Linked DNA regions of Homo sapiens: all the other regions are linked to region 1. Evidence: read pairs that join two places in POLR2A ChIA-PET (ENCODE). Cell type or tissue: A673. All regions are shown on one strand. Each heading gives the region's core, and the rest is flanking DNA. Links, peaks and the distances in the headings are about the cores only. Region 1 overlaps METTL24 (methyltransferase like 24). Region 2 overlaps CDC40 (cell division cycle 40). Region 3 has its middle 66 kb from the start of GPR6. Region 4 overlaps WASF1 (WASP family member 1).

Region 1 (5,878 bases), core at 810-4,809:
GACTTCCTAACTCCAGAATTTTTTTTTAAATCCCCATAGTTTTCTTTCTAATATTTTTATGGTCTTTAAAAAAACTTTATTGGTTTAAATTTTTTGGTAAAAGGCATCAAATAAAGCTGAAAAAACATTTTTAAAATAAATATCCATAATTTTACTGACACATCCATCTTTTCTCTATGATTTGAGATAGTGCCTTTATCATATATCAACTCTGGAGGTATGTGGATTTATTTCTGGAGTTTTAAAATCTGTCCATTAATCTGTTTATCTGTTCATGCAATAGTACCATTTTTATTATTATAGTTGTATAAGAAGATTTATTATCCCATTGGGTTAGTAAACCACCTTTATTACTCCTTTATCAGAATTTGATTGGTTATTTCTGCTTGTTAATTCAGTATGAACTCTAGAATCAGCTTCTTTAGTTCTGAAAAAAAAATCCTATTGGCAATTTTATTTGGAACATGTTAAATCAGTAGATTAACATAAGAAAGGGTTAATCATTATGATGGTGAGCATTTACATCGAAGCATGTACTATGCCTTTGAATTCGTTCAAGTTTTCCTTTAAGTCTTTGAGTGGCTAAGTTTTCTTCTTGTAGACCTTGCACATGTCTCATTAAGTTTATCTTTAGCTTTATTTTTGTTGCTTTTGTAAATAAACTTTGCTTCCTTTTTATATTCTAACTGGTTTTTATTCACAAAAGTGTAGTTAAAATTTTTTTGTATACTGTACTCAGACAACTCATTAAATTTACTTATTGTTTGATAGTTTTTCATTAGATTATCTTGAGTTTTCTAGTATACCATCATATTGTCTTCAATTAATATGTCCTTCAATAATAATAATATCTGCAAATAATAAAATTTTTACCTCTTTCTTAATTTATACTCCTAAATTTTTTTCTTATTGTATTAGCTGTTATCTTAAGAACTATATTAAATAACAATGGTGATTACACACTGTATGATTCTGTTTATAAACATTCTTAAAAATGACAAAATTATAGAAATAGAAAACAGATTAGTGGTTACCAGGGGTTAGGGAAGGAGGTAAGGGGAAGAAGGTAGGTGTTTTTATAAAAGGGAAACATGATCCTTAAAGTGCCAGAAATGTTCTGTATCTGGAATCTCTGTATCATTTCTTACAAGTGCATGTGAATCTATCTCAAAATGTGCAGTTTTTTTTTAAAGAGCTCTAATCTTTTTTTTTTAATGGTGATGATATAAATCCTTATTTTTCCCCGACTTTAATAAGGATATTTCCACTGTTTCCACATTAATTATGATGTCAGCTCTTGGACTGAGATACACTAAAATAAGAAGCAATTAATTCAACTATATCAGCAAAAACAATACATACAAATGGATTAAACTCACATACACAGATAGATTTATTATGGAAGTACTCATCCATTGCTTTCTATTGCATTTTTTATTTTTTTTATGTTGCAGAGATAAGTGTATGGTGAGAGAGAGTGAGAGAGAGAAAGCAAATGTGGCAAAATATTAACAAATGGTGAATTCCAGTGAAAAATATGTGACGGTTCATTATATTCCAGCAACATTGGCATTTGAAATTTTTTGAAAATAAAAATATGTAAAACTCCAGATAATAATAATGTGGGCACCCAGGTTGAATGGGTAGTTAACTTTTTATGATCCTTATCATGTTTAGAAGGAATATAGAAATACTGGATAATTTTATATATTAAAATTTTATAGTTAATTATATACTTTTTAAATCTAAAGGTAACCATGAAGAATAGAAATATAAGCTTTAGCAAAAAGAGGGGGGAATACTGCAGAAAACCAAAGGCCAAATTTAAGAGAGTAGAAGTTAGTCCCAATATGCCAGTAATCCCAATAAATATAAATATAAAAGCATTAAACACACCTATTTAAAGACATTATCAGGTTGGGTTTAAAAATACAATCCAGGCATATATTGAATGCACTGCTCTTATAAGCTATACATAAACTAAAACTATATCAAAATAATGGAAATAAAAGAATCTAGAATGTTATTTCACATAAATACTTATCAAAGGAGAGCTAGCATGGCAGAACTAACATCAGATAAAACAAAATTTAAGGCAAAAAATATTTCTAGGAATAAAAACTGACACACCATATACACATGGTCAAATTTTCTTCCTGAAAGAGTATATTATTTTCCATTTCCAGCAGCAAAGTGTATTATTCCCAACAAGCATTACAATACAGGGCAGTATCAATCTCTTGTTTATATTTACCAATTTGATAAGTAAAGAGAAAAACAAAAAGTGAGTCTTTAATTGCTTTTCTTTTTTTCTTTCTTTCTTTTTTTTTTTTTTTTTTTTTTTTTTGAGAGAGGGGTCTGGCTCTGTCACCCAAGCTGGAGTACAGTGGAGCAATCATGGCTCACTGCAGCCTCCACCTCCTGGACTCAGTCAATCCTCCTATGTCAGCCTCCCCAGTAGCTGGGACTACAGGCACATGTCACCATGCCCAGCTAATTTTTTAAATCTTATGCCCAGCTAATTTTTTAAATCTTTTGTAGAGATGGGATGTGCTATGTTGCCCCAGCTGTGTAATTTAATTTCAAAGCCCATATTCTCTCAAATGTAATCATAGTGACCACACAACAAAACTGATGTTCTGGAATCAATGGCGAGCTCCCAGCCAAGGGAGGCAGAAACTGGTAGTCCTGTGAGGGTTCAAGTGGACACTGAGCCTTGGCCTGGGTGGTGACAAGGGCAGGTGAAGGAAGACACAGTTCCCTGAGCTGACAGGCAGGGAGGCCAGCTCCCCCAGGGCGTCTGACCAGAGGGCCCCAGCCCCAAGGTCTACATCTGTTCTGTGTGGCATGAATCTCAATTAATTCTCAGCAGTTTATTTAATTTCTATACAGCACAGTATTTACTTTCTATACAATCACCCACAAGGCTGTTCAGCGCCTGGAGGCAGCAAACAATAGTTCTCTACAACCAAGTCTGAAGGACCAATTGCCTTTCAGTTTCACACAAAGCTCTCATTAAAAACTCTTGAGTGGAACTAGGTGGTTAGCAACTTCCAGAGAAATGTCTGATATATTTTCCCCGGGAAAGAAAAGAAAGAAAGAAAGGAAGGAAGGAAGGAAGGAAGGAAGGAAGGAAGGAAGGAAGGAAGGTTCTCTATAAAATGTACTAAAATTGTTAATAAAAACCCTTTGAGTTTACTGAAAACAATTGAGTGACTAATTCACACCAGGCATTCTGCTGGAGACTTTCACACTATGTTCTCAGACCTACTTCTCAAAAAAAACCCACAATTTAGAAAGTATCATTGTCCTCATTTAACTGACAATCAAATTGAGTGCCAGAGAGGTTAAATGACTCGCCCAACGCCAAAAGCCAATAAGAGGACCATGCTTCAAACCTAGATTAATGAGCTTACATAGAGAAACCCTCAGGCAGCTCTGTTATTCAGAGTTATCAGCAGCATGGTTAAGACCAAAAATAATAGCTATAATTCCTCATTAACTAGCTCGGATCATTGAGGATACTCTGAATGTAACAAAGTCTAAAGTAAGAAAGACTTTAGAAAAAAACTATACATTATGATTAATATGAGCAGAAACTTCAGATTCAATATTTCTAGTTGCATTCTGAAAAAACTGTATGCTTAGTTAACAATAACCACTTCTGCAAAGAGTAGACAGTTAATCATTTCACATAATGCTGGATCCAAGTGATATTACTCCCTGACAGACTGGGCTTCTAATCCACATGGTTTTGCTGATGCAGCTGCTCTAGCCTGATGCTTTAGAACAGGCTTTTGATTTATAGTTTGAGGTTAAAATTACCAAAGAGTTTTAAAAGCAGTACAAAAGCCATTTGCATCTTTCTGTCACTATCTCAGAATACTGCTTTCATTTTTGCCCATATTTTTTCTTGAGTGGCTGGAATCTACGTATGGATATACAGAATAGGAAAACTAACAGCGGAATAGGGAAATTACTACAAAACTATATGAGATATTTTAAAGTTCTGAAATAAAACAGCTAAAAACGCTTTGGTTTCTACACTCACTTTCAGAATAAATGAGTGAAGGTGTGAAGGCAGAAACGCTGACATTTGTTAGCGTGTTTTTTACTATTTGCTTCCCCTGCCGCAGCCACATCCTATTTACCACTGTCTGTACATACAGAAAAATGAAAACAGATCGTGCTTGCTACACGACACAAACAAGGTTTCCATTTATCTAGCCCCGCATAGCTCCTAGAAGCATTTTCCTAAGGAAAGCAATCACTCGCTGACGGGTTTAGTTTTGTTGTTTTTGTTTTAAAGCATTCACCAAAAAAAAATCTCTATGGAAGAATATCAATATCTTTTAAATTCTTCAACAAGGAATTAAAACAAAAAAGGAGCAAATGCATTCCTGGCAATTCTGTGCCAGATCACTTTCATTGTAAATATTTTTTTAAAAAATAAGTAACCTTAGAAACATAAGCATTTCTCCTTTCTAGGCATCATTGTAAATATTTCTGCTATCTCAGGAGCAGCATTGCAAAAGGTCTCATGCTTTATCCTTAGCATAAAAGTTGGCCCACTGCAGCTCCCATGGAGCTAAACAAACACAATTCAGGTACATACCTTGTTATCTAAAATTAGATAAATTATATCCGCAGATCACTTTTTCAAAGTCTTATTTTATCCTCACCTTTACCAAATCTTTTGCTACAGTATTATTGGGGAAAAAAATAAGCAAAATGGCATTGAGTTTCTCTTTTTCTCCTACTCAGTCTTTTCTTTGAAGAGTGGTGCTGGAGAGGGCTAGGATGTAAAGAGCATAAAGCAGGAACAGCAAGACTCCTAACTGAACACAAAGAATAAGTAGTTAACTCTTTGAATAATCTAAAGTTGACATATTAGAGAATTAGGCCTGTAATTCTCAGCTGTAAAAAACAGATCTACAAAGGTAACGAGTGGCAAAAAAGAAAAAAACAAAACCCTAAATAAAGTTCTGAAAAATGCTTCTGCTTCTTCCCACACATATGAAAAACATTAACAGCATGTAAAAAGGAGTTCTCTTCTGAGATTTTACCCAAAAATCCTATATGTGTCTCACTAAGGCTCCTGACTATTAAATGCCACCAGTTACCCTTGGTGGCAAAGCAAAATACAAATTAATAGTTAATTGCGTGTTAAAAGAACAGCAAATTCTTTGAAGTTGTTCTTGAAGAAGCATGGGCTATCTAAAGGTTGTTTAAAGGATGAAGAGGAGGAGGAGGAAGAAGAAGAGGGGGAGGAGGGACAAGGAAGAGGAAGATGAAGAAAGGAGGCAGAGAAAAGGGAGGAAGAGGGGAGGAGGAGGAGGAACGGCAATGCAGGGAAAAGCTTCTTACTGAAAATCAAGAAGCCAACTCAAGTTTAAAATTGAGTCTCAGGCACACTGTTTCTCAAACAGAAACACCCATTCTGACCTGTTCTAAATCACATGGCATCTCTGGCTGGGAACACAGGCCAAAATAGCCAAACCCAAGAAAGGCTGAAGATCAAACACAAGCCAACTGCACTCAGGAGAAATTCTCTAGTATCTGCCTACAGAATACAGTTAGCTCGGGTATACTACACTAAAAATTGCTTTCAAAGAACACAGTTCAAAGATTGTTTCTTTTTTGCTGTCCATTCATAATAAAATGTTTGCAGAGATTTGACATCCTTTGGTATAATTATATAATTTGTAATGTACATGTCCATTCAATTTTATAAAGTAAATCTTAATCAAAGCTATATATATTTTCTGTGTAGAGCCTAGACGTTCAAAATAGTGAGAAACATGTCACAACAGTGAGAAACATGATACACAAGCAATATCTTAGTAAACATAACCCCGATTTTTTTTTTTGTATTTGA
Region 2 (5,878 bases), core at 1,268-5,267, 95 kb before region 1:
GTAGTCACCATGTTGTACAATAGATCTTTTGAACTTATTCCTCCTAATTGAAATTGTACATCCTTTGACCAACATCACCCAAAACCCCTCCATCCCATTCCATCCCCACCCACCCACCCAGCTCCTGCTAACCATTCACTCTCTGCTTCTATGAGGTCAACTTTTTGAATCCCACATGTGGGATCATGTGATACTTGTCCCAGCACCTGGCTTATTCCACTTAACATAATGCCCTCCAGGTTAATCTATGCTGTCAGAAATGACAAGATTTCCTTCTTTTTCAAGGCAGAATAGTAGGCCGTTGTGCAGACATACCACATTTTCTTTATGCATTCAAACATTGACAGCCATTTAGGTTGATTCGTGGGAATACAGATATCTCTTTGACATGCTGATGTCATTTCCTTTGGACATATACCCACTTGTAAAATTGCTGGGGTCATATGGTAGTTCTATTTTTAATTTTTTGAGGAGCCTCCATACCATTTTCCATAGTGGCTGCACTAATTTCCATTCCCACCAACAGTATACAAGTATTCTCTTTTCTCCAGAACATCCTTGCCAACACTTGTTACCCTTTATCGTTTTTATAATAGCTACTCTGACAGGTTTGAGATGATATTGTGATTTTAATTTGCATTTCTCTGGTGATTAGTAATGTTGAGTACTTTCTCAAATACCTGTTGACTTTTTTTTTTTTTTTTTGAGAGGAGTCTCGCTCTGTCACCCAGGCTGAAGTGCAGTGGTGTGATCTCAGCTCACTACAACCTCCGTCTCCTGAGTTCAAGCGATTGTCCCACCTCAGACTCCTGAGTAGGTGTCTACAGGCACACACCACCATGCCTAGCTAATTTTTTGTATTTTTCATAGAGATAGGGTTTCACAATGTTGGCTAGGCTGGTCTTGAACCCCTGACCTCAAGTGATCCACCTGCCTTGACCTCCCAAAGTGCTGGGATTACAGGCATGAGCCACTGCACCTGGCCCCTGTTGGCTATTTATATGTCTTTTGAGGAATGCTGAGAAATTCAAGTCCTTTGCCAATTTTTAATTGAGTTATTTATTTTCTTACTGTTGAGTTGAGTTCCTTGTGTATTTTGGATATTAACCCCTTACCAGATGTATGGTTTGCAAACATTTTCTCACTTAAATGTGTATGTTTTATGTAAGGAGATTGCAATTATAATTTACTATATTGTTCTTCATTATTGTTTGAGCTAAAAATTGTTAAATACGCATATGAACTTGAATATATTATACATTCACATTTATGTTATGTATTTACTTATATCTTGTTATAAATCACGTGAACACAAATTTACTCTTAAACTCAGTTAACTACCAAAACTTGAAGTGTTTGGAAATCAAATTTGTGTGTTTTCCATGTGTTCTGTTGTATTTTTTTAATGGTTGTTCCAGAACTAAGCGAGTTGCATATTCACAGGGACCAAGAACAGCTGAGAAACCTATCTTGAGTAATTGGGAAGAGCTGAGTCCTGCTAAGTAGCGTTCGCTGCCTTCCTCTGTTAATATTCAATGTCTTTAAGGTCAGCTCCAATAGCTACCAGTAGATGAATCCTCCTCCCACTGATTCCTTGTATCACTGGAAGATTTTTTTGTTGCCTCAGCTTAAATCTGTGTGAGACATAGGCATATGTAAATTTTTAGATTGCTTTATGTGTAGTAGGCATATGTGAAGTTTTAGATTGCTTTCGGTATAGTACCTTATATTATACATAGCCTTAATATATGGATCTGTCTTTGTATAGAAATCACAGTTCTTTTACACTGATAATTTTTCTTTAAAAAGTGGAGCTAGTGGCGGGGCGCGGTGGCTCATGCCTATAGACATCCCAGCACTTTGGGAGGCAGAGGCGGGCGGATACGAGGTCAGGAGATCGAGACCATCCTGGATAACACAGTGAAACCCCGTCTCTACAAAAAATACAAAAAATTAGCCGGGTGTGGTGGTGGGCACCTGTAGTCCCAGCTACTCGGGAGGCTGAGGCAGGAGAATGGTGTGAACCCGGGAGGCAGAGCTTGCAGCGAGCTGAGATTGCGCCACTGCACTCCAGCCTGGGTGACAGAGGGAGACCCTGTCTCAAAAAAAAAAAAAAAAGTGGAGCTAGTTTGGTATGTATGGCCTGTAGAAAAATTGTTCTTTCTTTTTTAGTAAAATCTGAATTAAATAAGAATATGGAAATTGTAGTCTCCTTTTTTTAAATGGAAAGTTACTTAAAGCACAATGATTGGTCATCTGTTATTTGTGATGTGAGTAACAGTTAAGAACAATGGGGATTTTTATCACTTTAGATTCCCCACCATGCCCCCTCCACCCCACCTCTGACCAGAAATAGCAGATGCTGCTCTGTGGATGATAGCTTCTGTGGATGATAGCTGACCGTAGCGGGTAGAGAATCTAGGAAACTTTTAAATCATTTTGTTATCTGTAATTTTATGGCTGTTCCTGTTTTTGTAATAAATTTCATGACTGAATGAAGTTGACTGCTACTTCTAGCATTCAGCAATCTAGATTTTTTTCCCCGACATTTTTCACCCATCAGGAGGCACAGGAAGGACTAATATGGGCTGCAAAGTCTTGCACTATCCATTATAATTAAGAATATGTACTAATAAAAGCTTTGTATATAAATCAGATATTTTAAAATTGAATCATTTTAAACATATAAATGGAAGCTGTCAATATATAGGAATGTTGTAGCAATTTATTTTCTTCTAAAGCAGAAAAAAATGTAAGGCACAGCTAACATTTAAATTCAGATTTTCATACATAGTATAATGTTGATATCTAGAGAATGCAATGTACTGGTTAAGAGAAGATGAGTAATTTTATTTGTGGCTCTGGAAATGTATCGTAGAAGAGATGGTTTCTAATGGTAATGACCTACAATGTTCTAATGTCAAAATAATTCATCATGACGGTGGGTCTTACAGAGTTCAGATGAAAATATCCTATTATTTTCGCCCTTTCCAAAGTGGGAAGCTCATTTGATTCTTTATTTAAAAACAAACAAAAAAAGAGTTGGATTTTCCCAGTACCTTTTATAATAGTATTAAATTAATAGCACTTGACATAATATATTCTGGTAATTTTTTACTCAATTTTTAAAAGTTAGAGGCTCTGATGGTGCATTTAAGGAACTTTATGATGTAATAGAATGCTTGACTGCTGTTTGTTCTAGCCCTGGTTCTGCCAATTAATAAAACTTTTGATCCTAGGGCAGGTAAAATACATTGCCTTTGGGGGTTTTTTCTTCATTTGCAGCATGAGAAGGAGAATACTTGTTTAACTTGTCAGGATTAAATAGCATTTGGAAAAACATTCTGGAAACTCAAAAGTATTATAAGCAAATAATAATTTGGCACTATTCGGTATAAGAAAAGTAATGTGACTCTTCATAGTGTGACTTCTCAGAGTGGAGATATTTTATTGACATTTGCAATATCTTTTCCTAGGGACTTTTTCAAGCACTTTATTTTTGTTGTCTGTTTTTCTATCCTCCACCCCCAATGGAATTCTGATTAATCTTTCCTTCATTAGTACTTTCTATATGCCAGGCACTGTGGTAAATATTGAGTATTCTGAGTCTCCCACTTTGAGGAACTAGTGGAAAAGAAACATGTAGTTTTTAAAAAAAATTATATGACAGTACCACTGTTGATATAAAAGTCACCCCAAATCCCCGAAATCATGGTTTGGGGAAACTATAGTAACTCTCAATTATCTAGAGCATCACTGTGAAGTAGAACTTCTGCAATAATGTGAATGTAGTAGCTGACAACCACATGGGGCTACTGAGCTCTTGAAATAAATAGCTACATATAGATTTGAGTGAGAGGGGTTCCTCTCCTTCTGTCCCAGGGGCTGACAAATGGTGCTAATCAGCCATTGCCCAGCTGCACTGAACCGTATCAGGCTAATGTGTTCCCAGATAGGTTAATAGGCCCTTTTTTTGTACAGTTATTCCAGTAATTCTAACTTCCATATACTCAGAACTTTTGTGTCTTTCTTATTTTATTTTATTTTTTTTCTTGTAACATTGCAGTTTGGACCAGAAAATCCCTTTAGGACACAGCAAATGGCTGCCCCTAGAAATATGCTTTCTGGATATGCCGAACCAGCTCATATCAATGATTTCATGTTTGAGCAGCAAAGGAGAACTTTTGCAACATATGGTAAGGTGATAAGACTTAAGCAGTTTCAATTTTGGCTTTATTAGAAGTGTGATCTGTGTGTGTTAGTCTGTTTTATCTTCTGGCTTTTAAAATTCACTGGATTCCTTCAGAAAGGATAGTATGCCTTCCTATACATATCCTTAAATATTTATATAAATGGGAAGGTGAACTCATATTTTTAGCTGTCATTGTAAATCCACTGTGATTTCTGAGTACTGGAAATATTCTGTGATCTTAACCAGAATGCTCTTTGTTGTCGTACTAGGTAATGGACATTTGTTATTTTATATCCATTACATGTAGGTTGCTGTTAAAGTTGGCAAATGAAAAGATAGTGTTAAGAGGTTACTTTTTTATCTTATTATAGGCTATTTAACTTTACTCTGTTTCTCAAATCTTATCTTGGAAATGCTTTCTCTTGATCACTGAAGGGTATCAGGAAAGAGAATAGCGAAAAATTCATTATGTAAAATAATTACATCCTACCAGTGGTGGGATTTTAAAAATTTAATGTGCGTGGAAACTGCTTGTATAGAGGATTATCATGTATTAGATCATACTTCACCATGGTAAGATTGTAATAGACTTAGAATGTACCAAATATCACAGCCAAGGCTATATACCACTTAAATCACCCAAAACAGTTCTATGACACTTCCAGTCCAATAAAATGGTTACAAATATGTTATACCCATTGCTTGTATAAGGGGTCCCATGTAAATCTAAAGTAATGTGCAGCACATAAAAATAAACTGTTACATCATGATTTTGTTATATTCTAACCTATAATAAGAGACTTTTAAAGACTTATTGTCTTCGACTTTAGAAGGACCTTAAGCAATAATTTAGTTCTCTTGTTTCCTTTAAAACAAAACAAAAGTCCAAGTAAGTTTATACCGATACCTACTTTTCTTCTTAAATTACCTTATAACAAGAATAAGGATTTAAAACTCTTCAGCTGGCTTTAGACCTGGTTTCAGAAATGGGTTGTGTTTTTTTGTTTGTTTGTTTGTTTGTTTTAAGTATCTGGTGATTTTTGCCTCTCCCACTAGGAAGTGGTGAGGTAGGACACAGGTTGAACTATTGAGTTAAAGACAAAAAATGAATTTGGGGCTATAGTATATTAGGCAGCCTAAAATAAAGGCAGCCTATAGTATATTAGGCAGCCTAAAATAAAATAAAGTGGGAGATTTTTGCCTCTCCCACTAGGAAGTGGAGAGCTAGGACACAGGTTGAACTATTGAGTTAAAGACAAAAAATGAATTTGGGGCTATAGTATATTAGGCAGCCTAAAATAAACGGAATGGCCAGTTACAAAACTAAGAAAATTTTGGTTTGTCTCCTTTATGATAGATCTTAGATAAGGTCGATCTTATTTATTAAGTTCAAGTGAACTTAGTAAGATTTAGGTTTAAACTGAGGTTTAAAGAGACAGTTTATTAAGTTCAAGTAAACTTAATAAGTGAACTTAGTAAATAAGATCAGTCTTGTCTAAGCTTTAACAACTGTCTCTTTAAACCTTAGTTTTAACACTGTCTGTTTTTTCTTTGCCCCCAGGTACTGAGCAAGTATATGACTTCTATTAGTTTGTCCTATAATTTTCTTATAGAAAGTTCTTATCTGACTTCTGATAGTAATTCCTATACCAGATTCCTATCAACTTTTGTTGTTGTTGTTCTTGT
Region 3 (5,878 bases), core at 1,278-5,277, 250 kb before region 1:
ACTTGGGAGCTGTGTGGTTATGGATCAGCCACTTACCTTCTTCATGCTTCTGTTCATTCATTTGTTCTACAAAATAAGCATAGGCTTTCAGACACCACCCTAGATCTTAATTACATGTAGGTAAAATGGGAATAATAAACCCAATTTTCTGAGTTGTTAGGAACATTCGACATAAACACCTAGGACAATGTCTAACCTATTAGTGATTGGTTGGGGACTTGGTCTGTGTTTGTCCACTTCTGTGTCACTTCAGTACAAGGGAGAGTAACTGGGACTCAATCGATATTTGAGAAAGGAAAGAGAGACAGAGGTGAGAGGAGACTAGGAGGGAGAGGAGATAAAGAGGTGAGTGTGGGGGACTGAATGGTCGGTGTCATTACTGCTACCACTTGGGATCGCCTGGACCCTGGGCAGTCCGAGAACATGGTCACTTTGGTACCAACCCTGAACCACATCACTTCCTTTCTTCCCCAGCAGGGCTTCTAGGAACAGAAGACTTTGTTCTCCGAGAGATTCCAGATTAGATTCCAGGTTTTTTTTTTAACTTTATGTATACACATTTAATTAGAATAGGCATAAACCAAAAAGAAGAAAAAAATCAGGATAAAGGGTCACTATCATTTTGTTTGCAAGGAGGAGTCAGAAAATGGAACAAATTACCAGAAAAATATTCTAAGGCCATCCTGAAGTAGCTAGGTTACATAATCTTGAGTCAAATGCCAAAATTAAGTATTATACCACTTAATCCAAATGAACAAAAGGGGAGTCAAAAGTTTATCCTGTTTAGGGTAATAATTTTTACATAGAATATATAGTGATTTGTTTCTCACAAAGTGGTACTGGTCCATGAAGCAACTGAAATGTCCCTCTGACACTCTGTCACCTCCATCTCCCCCGATTTTTGTTCCCCCTCACTTCTGACACCAGGACCTTCTTGCTACTCACAGACTGCTTAGGGCCCCTCACCCTGAAGGAAAAACAGGAGGGAGTGAGAGGACAGAGCCCTGGACCCTCCCACATTCTCCCCCTAACCCTGTACAAGGCTGGTCCCCTTCTTGATATTCCCAGACACCAAGTCTGTGGAATTAGCTAGTGAACAAATTCTCACTGTGGTGTGGTCATCACAGCGTAGTGTGTGACCCCTTCCAAGGGCAGCTGCCGTATCGTGGGGCCTTGAGGCACGGGAATAGGAATTGAAGGTAACCAAGGGTTAAGGCTTAAGCAAAAGAACAACAGGTACAGATAGTTCTAGGCAGGATTAGGTAGCATACAGCCCACATCGTGGCTCCTCTGATAACAAGACAGAGGTCTCCGCTTCAGCCTCTGATTGGTCTCAGGCCAATCCTTCATAGGGAATAACCAATTGGAGGCCTCCAAAGGGCACCTAGGGGTGTTACCAAATTCTTTTAGCCTAATAAAAACCCTAAATCAGGGGGCTCTTGAGCTGCTTGCTCGAGCCTGCTCCCACTCTGTGGAACGTACTTTCACTTCAATAAATCTGTGTTTTCGTTGCTTAGTTCTTTTGTTGCTTTGTCTTTTGTTGTTTCATTCTTTTGTTGCTTTGTTTGTGTGTTGGGTTCAACACACCAAGAACCTGCACAACTCACAGTCAAGACCTTCCATCTGGTAACAGCCTGTGCTTTAAGCCAAAGACAATAATTATAGAAAGTTATCCAGGAAGGGACTTTTACAGACCAACTGGCCTGAACCTGCACCTCCAATGGCAAATCTGTAGCCCCACAAAAAATGCAAAAATGAAAACTAAGCCCCCAAACAGAATGTCTCCTTTTCACCCCCTGACCCCTAGTTTCTCTATAAACCAGACTGTTCATGATGGCCTACATTTTTGGCTTGGCAGAGACAAGCAAAAAAAAAAAAAAAAAAAAAAAAACCACCTTCTGTCTCATTGCCTTCTCAGTGCCCTCAAACATTGCCAGGCATGTCCTATTATTACCTCTACATCTGATAACTAATTTCCTGACACGTGGAGCTCTCCCAAGAAGCCATTCCCACGACCAGAGGCTTCAAACCGGGCTGCTGTAACCCTAGTCCACACAGGACATTAGGCCAGCACCCCCGCCCCAGCTCCCCTTCTCCCCCACACACTTCCTTTGGGCCATAAGAGAAACCAAGTGTGCCTTGCTTCTCCCTGGGGCAGAAATCACCAGACTGAGGAAACAGCCACTTCCGTTTTTTTGTTGTTGTTTTTGTTTTGTTTTGTTGTTTTGAGACAGAGCCTGGCTCTGTCACCCAGGCTGGAGTGCAGTGGCACGATCTTAGCTCACTGCAACCTCCACCTCCCAGGTTCAAGTGATTCTCCTACCTCAGCCTCCCGAGTAGCTGGGATTACAGCTAATTTTTTTTTTTTTTTTTTTTCAGTAGAGACGGGGTTTCACCATGTTGGCCAGGATGGTCTCGATCTCCTGACCTCTTGATCCCCCCAACTCGGCCTCCCAAAGTGCTGGGATTACAGGTGCGAGCCACCATGCCTGAGCTGTTTTGATGCCAGGAAATCGAGGGCCTGAGTTTCCTGTATCTCAGCAAAGTAGGTGGGGATTGAAAGGCCTTCCCTGCCCTGCTGCCCAAGCTGAGCTGAGAGCTTTCCTGGTGCCCGGGCAGGGGCGGGGCAGGCATGCACAGGCCTGTCCATGCCCACATGTGTCTCCAGCACAGATGTTAACCACAGAGTATGACAGGAAGACCCCACTTCACTTCTGCAGACCCAGTAGCAAGCAGAGAAGGATTAACCCTGAAGCGAATGAAGCTTTAGTACCTCACTTCAAGGATCTGGGAAGGGCCCCAGCAATGTGTTCCTATGTCATGTGTCTTTGTAAACTGTATAGATTTAAGCTATCTTAACCTCAGCCAGTGAAGACTCTTTCCCTCCTGGTGTCCCCTCCATCACACAGCGCCTTTTGTAGAGTGACAGAGGATGTTCTGAGCATCTGGTTAAGGGGAATTAAATACAGGAAACATTTAATTGGGATTTCTTGGGATATTTTATATGGTCCACAGTTACTTCTATGTGTTAAGTAATTGCTAGCTGTTGTGAGGAATGGCTTCAGGAAGTCTCACCGCCTTCTTGCCCCAGAGGTGCAAGGCCAGGGGCTGTGCAGCAACAGTGAGGGAGAGGCAGAATTTGGAATGGATGGAGCCAGAAGCGAGTCTGTGGAATATTCATCCAGTTCTCACAGCTCACATGAGAAACCTGACACTAGGCTTCAAACATTTGACAACAAATCTGAAAATGTACATAACACTGCCAATAAACAGCAGGAAGAAACTTTGGTAAAATAGAATAAAGAAATGTTTTCCACCATGTTTGAGGAAAAGTGAATTATCTTTCTCTTCTCTCCGTAAAAAAAAAAAAGGAATCACAAAGTTGTCATGTGAAGAGGCGATTGAAGAGTATGGAAGAAAAAAAAAAGATGGGGAATGAATGAAGGGAATAAAGTGTTAATATAGTGTTATAAGGGTGTTTCAAAGAGTTAATTAATAAAAATAGTATGTTGTTTGAATTTGATATTTGTGGAATTTCTGATTCATTGTGACTTCTTTTCTCATTCTAAATAAATGCTTTTATACCTAGAATTTTAATGTGTATTTTTGTTTTAAGAAAGCCTCCAAAATTATATAAGCTTCAGGCCCCACAAAACTTGGATGCAGCATGGCAGGAAGTCACTAAGGTAACAATTTAGACCCATCAGAAAGAAGTCAACCATGTAACTAACAACAGCAATGGCATTCTGCCTTCTGCAATCCCAGAGAGCTTTTATATATAAGAAAGGCAATTTAGCACTGACAAGCGCTGGGTTCATAAGTAATAGAACCTTTCATTTCCTTTAACACGGTTAAAGGAAACATTCTCACTTGCAGATGAATAATGCACACTAATTTCTGCAATTTGGTAGTTCGGACCTCAAAAGGAAGGAGAGATCCAATGTCAAGCGAACTTTGTCATTGTTTCTGGTAAGGTGGGGCTGGGGGGTCTCTGGTGGTCATGGGGAATCCTGTCCCACTGCAGGGATATATGGGAGGACAGAAACTTCCCCTGACCTCAATTAGAGGAGGGGAAGACTCATATCTCCGGAACAAATCTCTCCACCGGCTCACCCAAGCCTCAGGAAAGGTATGAATGGTTTTAATTTTGAGTCTGCTTTGGCAGCCATTTTTCCTTGACTTTCATTTTCTTCCTTTCTTTTCAAATTATTTTATATTTGGGGAAATGAGGCATCAACCAAAAAAATCAAGTCAACAACATGCTTGTGTCTATTAGGAGGACAGCTGGGAGCATGCACTGGTGGTGGCTGAGGCTGGGATTTTGACAGGGTTCTCCCGGTTCCCATTGTGCCTCCTGAGCCACGACAAGGTCCCCAAGGAAGGCTGAACATGACAAATGTCTCACCCTGCCCTCTGTTTATTTCTTTAAATGTTCACTACATTATTTAGTAACTACTCTTAAAAATTATTGGAAGATTCAGACTTCAAACTATACTACAAGGCTACAGTAACCAAAACAGCATGGTACTGGTACCAAAATAGAGATATAGACCAATGGAACAGAATAGAGCCCTCAGAAATAATGCCGCATATCTACAACCATCTGATCTTCGACAAACCTGACAAAAACAAGAAATGGGGAAACGATTCCCTATTTAATAAATGGTGCTGGGAAAACTGGCTAGCCATATGTAGAAAGCTGAAACTGGATCCCTTCCTTACACCTTATACAAAAATTAATTCAAGATGGATTAAAGACTTAAAGGTTAGACCTAAAACCATAAAAACCCTAGAAGAAAACCTAGGCAATACCATTCAGGACATAGGCATGGGCAAGGACTTCATGTCTAAAACACCAAAAGCAATGGCAACAAAAGCCAAAATTGACAAATGGGATCTAATGAAACCAAAGAGCTTCTGCATAGCAAAAGAAACTACCATCAGAGCGAACAGGCAACCTACAGAGTGAGAGAAAATTTTTGCAATCTACTCATCTGACAAAGGGCTAATATCCAGAATCGACAATGAACTCAAACAAATTTACAAGATAAAAACAAATAACCCCATCACAAAGTGGACAAAGGATATGAACAGACACTTCTCAAAAGAAGACATTTATGCAGCCAAAAGACACATGAAAAAATGCTCATCATCACTGGCCATCAGAGAAATGCAAATCAAAACCACAGTGAGATACCATCTCACACCAGTTAGAATACTGATCATTAAAAAGTCAGGAAACAACAGGTGCTGGAGAGGATGTGGAGAAATAGGAACACTTTTACACTGTTGGTGGGAGTGTAAACTAGTCTAACCATTGTGGAAGTCGGTGTGGCAATTCCTCAGGGATCTTGAACTAGAAATACCATTTGACCCAGCAATCCCATTACTGGGCATATACCCAAAGGATTATAAATCATGCTGCTATAAAGACACATGTACACGTATGTTTATAGCGGCACTATTCACAATAGCAAAGACTTGGAACCAACCCAAATGTCCAACAATGATACACTGAATTAAGAAAATGTGGCACATATAGACCATGGAATACTATGCAGCCATAAAAAATGATGAGCTCATGTCCTTTGTAGGGACATGGATGAAGCTGGAAACCATCATTCTCAGCAAACTATTGCAAGGACAAAAAACCAAACACCACATGTTCTCACCCATAGGTGGGAATTGAACAATGAGAACACATGGACACAGGAAGGGGAGCATCACACACTGGGCCCTGTTGTGAGGTGGGGGGAGTGGGGAGGGATAGCATTAGGAGATATACCTAATGTTAAATGACAAGTTAATGGGTGCAGCACACCAACATGGCACATGTATACATATATAACTAACCTGCATGTTGTGCACATGTACCCTA
Region 4 (5,878 bases), core at 1,020-5,019, 160 kb before region 1:
TTGCATTTCCCTGATTATTAGTGATGGTGACCATTTTCTCATGTTTTTTGGCCACTCGTATATCTTCTTTGGAAAATTGTTTATTCATGTCCTTAGACTACTTTCTGATGGGATTTTTTTTTCTGATATTTGAGTTCATTGTAGATTCTGAATATTAATCCATTGTCAGATGTACAGAGTGTGAAGATTTTCTCCTATTCTGTGGGTTGTCTGTTTACTTTGCTGCTGTGTAGAAGCTTTTTAGTTTAATTAAGTCTTATATATTTATCTTTGTTTTTGTTGCATTTGTTTTTGGGTTCTTGGTCAGGAACTGTTTGCCTAAGCCAATGTCTAGAAGGGTTTTTCCGATGTTATCTTCTAGAATTTTGTCTTGTTTTTATTTTTTTGAGACAGAATCTCGCTCTGTTGCCCAAGGTGGAGAGCAGTGGCATGATCTAAGCTCACTGCAACCTCCACCACGCCCAGCTAATTTTGTATTTTTAGTAGAGATGGGGTTTCACTATGTTGGTCAGGCTGGGTCTCGAACTCCTGACTTCAGGTGATCCACCCACCTCAGCCTCCCGAAGTGCTGGGATTACAGGTGTATGCCACCATGCTTGGCCTTGGGTTGATCTTTTTATAAGGTGAGAGATGAGGATCCAGTTTCATTCTTCTACATGTGGCTTGCCGATTATCGCAGCAATATTTGTTGAACAGAGTGTCCTTTCCCCACTTTATGTTTTCATTTGTTTTGTTGAACATCAATTGGCTGTAAGTATCTGACTTTATTTCTGGGTTCTCTATTCTGTTCCATTGTTCTATGTGCCCTTTTTTTTTTTCTTTTTTGGAGATGGAGTTTCGCTCTTGTTGCCCAGACTGGAGTGCGGTGGCACGATCTCAGCTCACTGCAACCTCTGCCTCCTGGGTTCAAGTGATTCTCCTGCCTCAGCCTCCTGAGTAGCTAGGATTACAGGTGCCCACCACCACGCCTGGCTAATTTTTTTTATTTTTAGTAGAGACAGGGTTTCACTATGTTGTTCAGGCTGGTCTCAAACTCCTGACCTCAGGTGATCTGCCTGCCTCGGCCTCCCAAAGTGCAGGGATTACAGGTGTGAGCCACCGCACCCGGCCTATGTGCCTATTTTTATACCAGTACCATGTTGTTTTGGTTAGTATGCCCTTATAGTATAGTTTGAAGTCAGGTAATGTGATGTCTCCAGATTTGTTCTTTTTGCTTAGTCTTGCTTTAGCTATGCAGGCCCTTTTTTGGTTCCATATGAATTTTGGGAGTTTTTTTTCTAGTTCTGTGAAGAATGACAGTGGTATTTTGATGGAAATTGCATTTTGTAGATTGCTTTTGGCAGTATGGTCATTTTCACAATACTGATTCTACCCACCCATGAGCATGTGATGTGTTTCCATTTTGTTTGTGTTTTCTATAATTTCTTTCAGCAGTGTTTTGTAGTTTTCCTTGTAGAGGTCTTCCACCTCCTTGGTTAGGTATATTTCTAAGTATTTTATTTTATTTGTTGCAGCTATTATAAAAGGGTTTGAGTTCTGGATTTGATTCTCAGCTTGGTCACTATTGGTGTATAGCAGTGCTACTTATTTGTGTATATTAATTTTGTATCCTGAAACTTTACTGAATTCATTTATCAGTTCTAGCTTTTTGGATGAGTCTTCAGGGTTTTCTAGGTATATGATCATTTCATTGGTGAACAGCGACAGTATGACTTCCTCTTTACTGATCTGGATGCCCTTTCTTTTTCGTTGGATTGCTCTGGCTAGGACTAACAAAGTTCCTATTACTACCTGCCCAAGATTTTAAAAAAATCATGCTATCAAATGTTTTTCCTACATTTATCATCATGTTACTCTTACTCTGTTAGTGTGGTGAATTATATTGACTGTGGGGTTTTTTTGTTGGTAAACAACCCTGCACCCTTGGAATTAATCTAATTGTATGAGATGTATGTGGTAGGGAGAATAATGGTCTCCTAAAGCTACCCATGATCTTATTCTCCTGAATCTATGAATATGTTACATTATATGGCAAAGGGCTTAGAATTAAGGTAGTCAATGGAGTTAAGATTTCTAATCAGCTGACCTCAAAATAGGAAGATTATCTTTTTTTTTTTTTTTTTTTTTTTTTACCAATTACTGGATTTAGTTTGGGTTTGTCATTACTTTTTGGCCTTTTGGCTAAGATCAAGTGTAGTTTTGGTTTGTTAATATAATTAGTTTTTTGCATTTACATCCATGAGAGAAAACAGTCCATTATCTTTTTTTTTTTTTTTTTTTTTTTTTGAGATGGAGTCTCGCTCTGTCGCCCAGGCTAGAGTGCAGTGGCGCAATCTCAACTCACTGCAAGCTCCGCCTCCCGGGTTCATGCCATTCTTCTGCCTCAGCCTCCCGAGTAGCTGGGACTACAGGCACCTGCCACCATGCCCAGCTAATTTTTTTGTATTTTTAGTAGAGACGGGGCTTCACTGTGTTAGCCAGGATGGTCTCGATCTCCTGACCTCGTGATCTGCCCGCCTCAGCCTCCCAAAGTGCTGGGACTACAGGCATGAGCCACTGCGCCCAGCCAAAATGGTCCGTTATCTTAATGTAATGTCCTTGAAAAGTTTTTTGTTTTTGTATTAATTTCTAGAATAAGGACATTGTGGTCAGAAAATACACTTTGTATCACTTCATCCTTTTAAAATGTATTTACACTTTATTGTCCAAAATAGTCAATTTTTGTAAACATTCCAGGGATACTGAAAAAGAATATACATTTTGTTATTGGTGGTTGCAGTGGTCTACGTATGTCCATTAGTTACATCTGCTAATGTACCTACATCTTCTATAGCTTTACTGAGTTTTGTCTACTGGTCTATCAGAGAGACATGTTAAGACTGCCCACTAAGACTATACAGTTGTTAAATTCTCCATATGATTTATATATTTCAAGACTATGTTATTAGGTATATTTACCATTATTAAGTTTCCTCTATCTCTAATAATATGGTTTTTGCTTAAAAGTCTAATTTTTGTAGCCGTACCAGCTCTTTTGGTTGTGTTTGCATGATAGAGCTTTTCCTTTCAACCTTCTCCTATCTTTGTTTTAAACATGTCTCTTCACAGAATACAGTTAGCTGCTGCCTTTTGCTTTATTTTTCTTTAACTTAGTTTGTTAATATCTGACTACTTTTATTGGTATAATGCTAACGTTCTTTCTGCCCAAGATATTCTACTTGCCCTACTCCTACTTGTTCTTCAAATTTTAGCTCCAATGATAACATTCCCTGATCCCCCAGTCTCAATGAGATGTGGTCCTCCTGTTAAAATTTTCTCACATCAACCTCTAATTTTTCCTTATGACACTTGTCTCAGTTTGTAATTATGTATCTTCATGATTGATTTCTGTCTCCTTTATTAGTCATAAAGCAGGTTTCATGTGTTTTACAGTATCCTTGGTGCCTGGTACATGCTTGGCACATAAGAAATGTTAAATATGTATCTGCTGAATAACTCAAAATTTCTTAATTCCAGTTCATATCTCTCTCCTAAAGCTGCAGCTATGCATATGCAACTGACTTCTAGAAATTTTTACTTGGAGGTTCCATAAAACCTATTAAATTCAAAACATTCAAAACTGAATTCCTTATATTTTCCCCTTCAAATCTAGGCATCATCTTCAATTCTGCCATACCACTGCAATCTCTTCTCTATATCCAATAGAGGATCAAGCCTTATTAATTCTAAATTAACATCTCTCATATTCTGATAATCCTTTTCTATTCTAACTGCTACTACTTTAATTCAAACCATAGTCCTCTCTCACTTGGTTAGACTTATGAAAACAGGTAATTCAAAATCTAAGCTGTTGGACTCTATTTTGCGCCTTAAAGGAATGTGATTATGGGACCTCAGTCACGTGACAGGCAGCTGTAACTTATGCAGCTGTAACCTTTGTTTCTCTGATTATATACTGGCCTCCTTCCTTACCTACACTGTTTTATAAAATGTTGCACATGACGAAAGGACCCCAGGGAAGACCTCTTCCTTCTTCACTGCTGATTTTCATTATGGATTAACTTCCCTCTGACCTTTCTCACACAAAGACTTTGTGGCTATCACACTGTCATAAGATGGAATGTTAAGCATACTCTTTAAAATCAGAAAGGAAATTAAAAAACATCTGTAAAGGAAAGAAAAGCCAGGTGGAAAAGAAAATAAACTGTAACTAATTACTGTAACTCATAAACCAGACTTCTATTAAAAAGAAGTTGCAATCCTATTAAATTTCTGTTTTCCTCCTATGTAAGTATCACAGGGTCCTTAGGGTGTGTCACTTTTCCAGCTGGAAACCTCTGTGGCCAGTGGCACCTGTGCCAGAGTTTTGCTCAGGGCCACTGGGCTTGTTCCGCTCACTCAGCCTGGCAGGCTGCGCAGCTCATACTACCAGCCTGGATCCCACACCTGCCAAGGGTGAGCCAGGCACGGAGTGGCAAGGGGTGTGTAAGCAAGCACAGGGTCTGGCCACTGTGCATAGCCAAGCATGCTGGCTGCAGTGGGGCAGGGAGCTCCAGGTGCTGGCACAGGTGTTGGCTCCCTGAGAGGCTGCGGCTGGACTAGGTATACCACAAGTGGCTTCCACCACAGGAACCAGGGAACACTGTGGTGCCCAGAAGCTTGTAGACACCAGGAACTGCAGAGCCCCAAAGAGAGTGTCACAGCAATGGCTTAGGAAGCTCCTAGGTCTGGGATCTCCAAAGGCCACAGCTATTTTCACCTTCTCTCTTCTCTTCTTCTCATTGCCTGCAATGTGGCAAGTGAGGATCATGTTTCAGCTCTGTGTTATAGCTCTTCCAGTCCTGCCATTCAGCAGGTCCCGAGTTCTTGTCCCACGTCTGGGAAGAATGAAGCATGTGAAGAGGAGCATCACTGAGCGACAGAACAGCTCTCAGGACACCGGAAGCGGGTAGTCCCTTTTCACAGGCAGATCATCCCAATGAGTGTCCAGCTCTCAGCAGAGAAGAGACCAGGAGTGGGTAGCTCTTCTCCATAGGGAGGTTGTCCCAATGAGTTGAGGAGACCCAAAGTGGGTAGCTCCTTCCTGCAGCTAGTAGTCCCAATGTCTGTGTGAATCTGGCTGAGTCTGAAGTTTTTATGGGCTCAGAAGGGAGGAAGAGCATGCTGATTGGTCCATAGGCGGCCATGGGTGGGCTTGGAAAAGACACCATAAGTTCTCACTGTGGTCCACAGAACTGAGAGCCCAGCCCCCAGGCTACAGGCCTTCCCTGGCTTAAAGATGGGGTTTCACTTGGGACCCACCCTTTTCCACTCAGGAGCCTGTCTGCCTCCTGTCACCATCAACATGCTGTCCATGGCACCCAGGCTGTTCATGCTGAGAGATGCCTTCAGGCCTGAGCCGAGCTTCCCTCAGCCTCACTTCCATTTTCCTCCCATGCTCATAGGCACCCAAAGTCTGGAGGGGGTCAAGGTGGCAGGGGTTGGTGTGTCAGTACTGCCTTGAGCACACACACACCTGGCCAGCTTGTGACACCACCCGGGCTTAGCCACAACTTTGCTCTGCCCTGGAACAGGTGCCGGGATCGGGGAGAGACCAGGGAGTGGGAGCAGGCACTTCCAAGCCTGTGGGGGCAAAGAGATTTCCCAGGCCCCCAAGAGCACGGGGATGGCCAGGACCACAGCCCGTGGCTGGGTGGCTGCAGTTGTGCCCAGTAGCACAGGGCTCCCACCCCACCAACTTGGTAGAGCGCAGGGCTCCCACCTGTTCCCAGCCCTGACCGCTCCTCCCCCGTTGCAGCCAGCATCTTTGCAGCAGCTGCTACATACGGGCTGCTGCCGCCATCATAAGCAAAACCTTAACTTTTAACTTCAGAGCACT

The links. Peaks named below come from ENCODE experiments on the same cell type or tissue, not always from the same donor. Only the 100,000 strongest peaks of a DNase experiment are listed, where the experiment ranks them.
Region 2: POLR2A ChIA-PET joins it to region 1 with 5 read pairs; 3 of 35 experiments call an interaction of 5 or more read pairs at or near these places.
Region 3: POLR2A ChIA-PET joins it to region 1 with 5 read pairs; 2 of 35 experiments call an interaction of 5 or more read pairs at or near these places.
Region 4: POLR2A ChIA-PET joins it to region 1 with 8 read pairs; 4 of 35 experiments call an interaction of 5 or more read pairs at or near these places.

Annotation. Positions count from the first base shown.
Region 1 is chr6:110,292,693-110,298,570 of GRCh38, forward strand. The region is part of intron 4 of METTL24 (methyltransferase like 24); the gene reads right to left. Among named protein-coding and RNA genes, the nearest start is that of METTL24, 63 kb to the right of the region's middle. In A673, for the core only: no CTCF peak of the experiment used is centred there; DNase peaks (open chromatin) are centred at 3,009, 3,159 and 3,759; H3K4me3 peaks cover 1,522 bases; H3K27ac peaks cover 4,000 bases.
Region 2 is chr6:110,197,492-110,203,369 of GRCh38, forward strand. CDC40 (cell division cycle 40) reads left to right here. Exons shown (of 15, transcript NM_015891.3): 3 at 4,067-4,196. Among named protein-coding and RNA genes, the nearest start is that of CDC40, 20 kb to the left of the region's middle. In A673, for the core only: no CTCF peak of the experiment used is centred there; no DNase peak of the experiment used is centred there.
Region 3 is chr6:110,041,661-110,047,538 of GRCh38, forward strand. No RefSeq gene overlaps it. Among named protein-coding and RNA genes, the nearest start is that of GPR6, 66 kb to the left of the region's middle. RefSeq lists an enhancer at 2,046-2,145. In A673, for the core only: no CTCF peak of the experiment used is centred there; no DNase peak of the experiment used is centred there.
Region 4 is chr6:110,133,616-110,139,493 of GRCh38, forward strand. All of the region lies in intron 3 of WASF1 (WASP family member 1), which reads right to left. Among named protein-coding and RNA genes, the nearest start is that of WASF1, 43 kb to the right of the region's middle. In A673, for the core only: no CTCF peak of the experiment used is centred there; no DNase peak of the experiment used is centred there.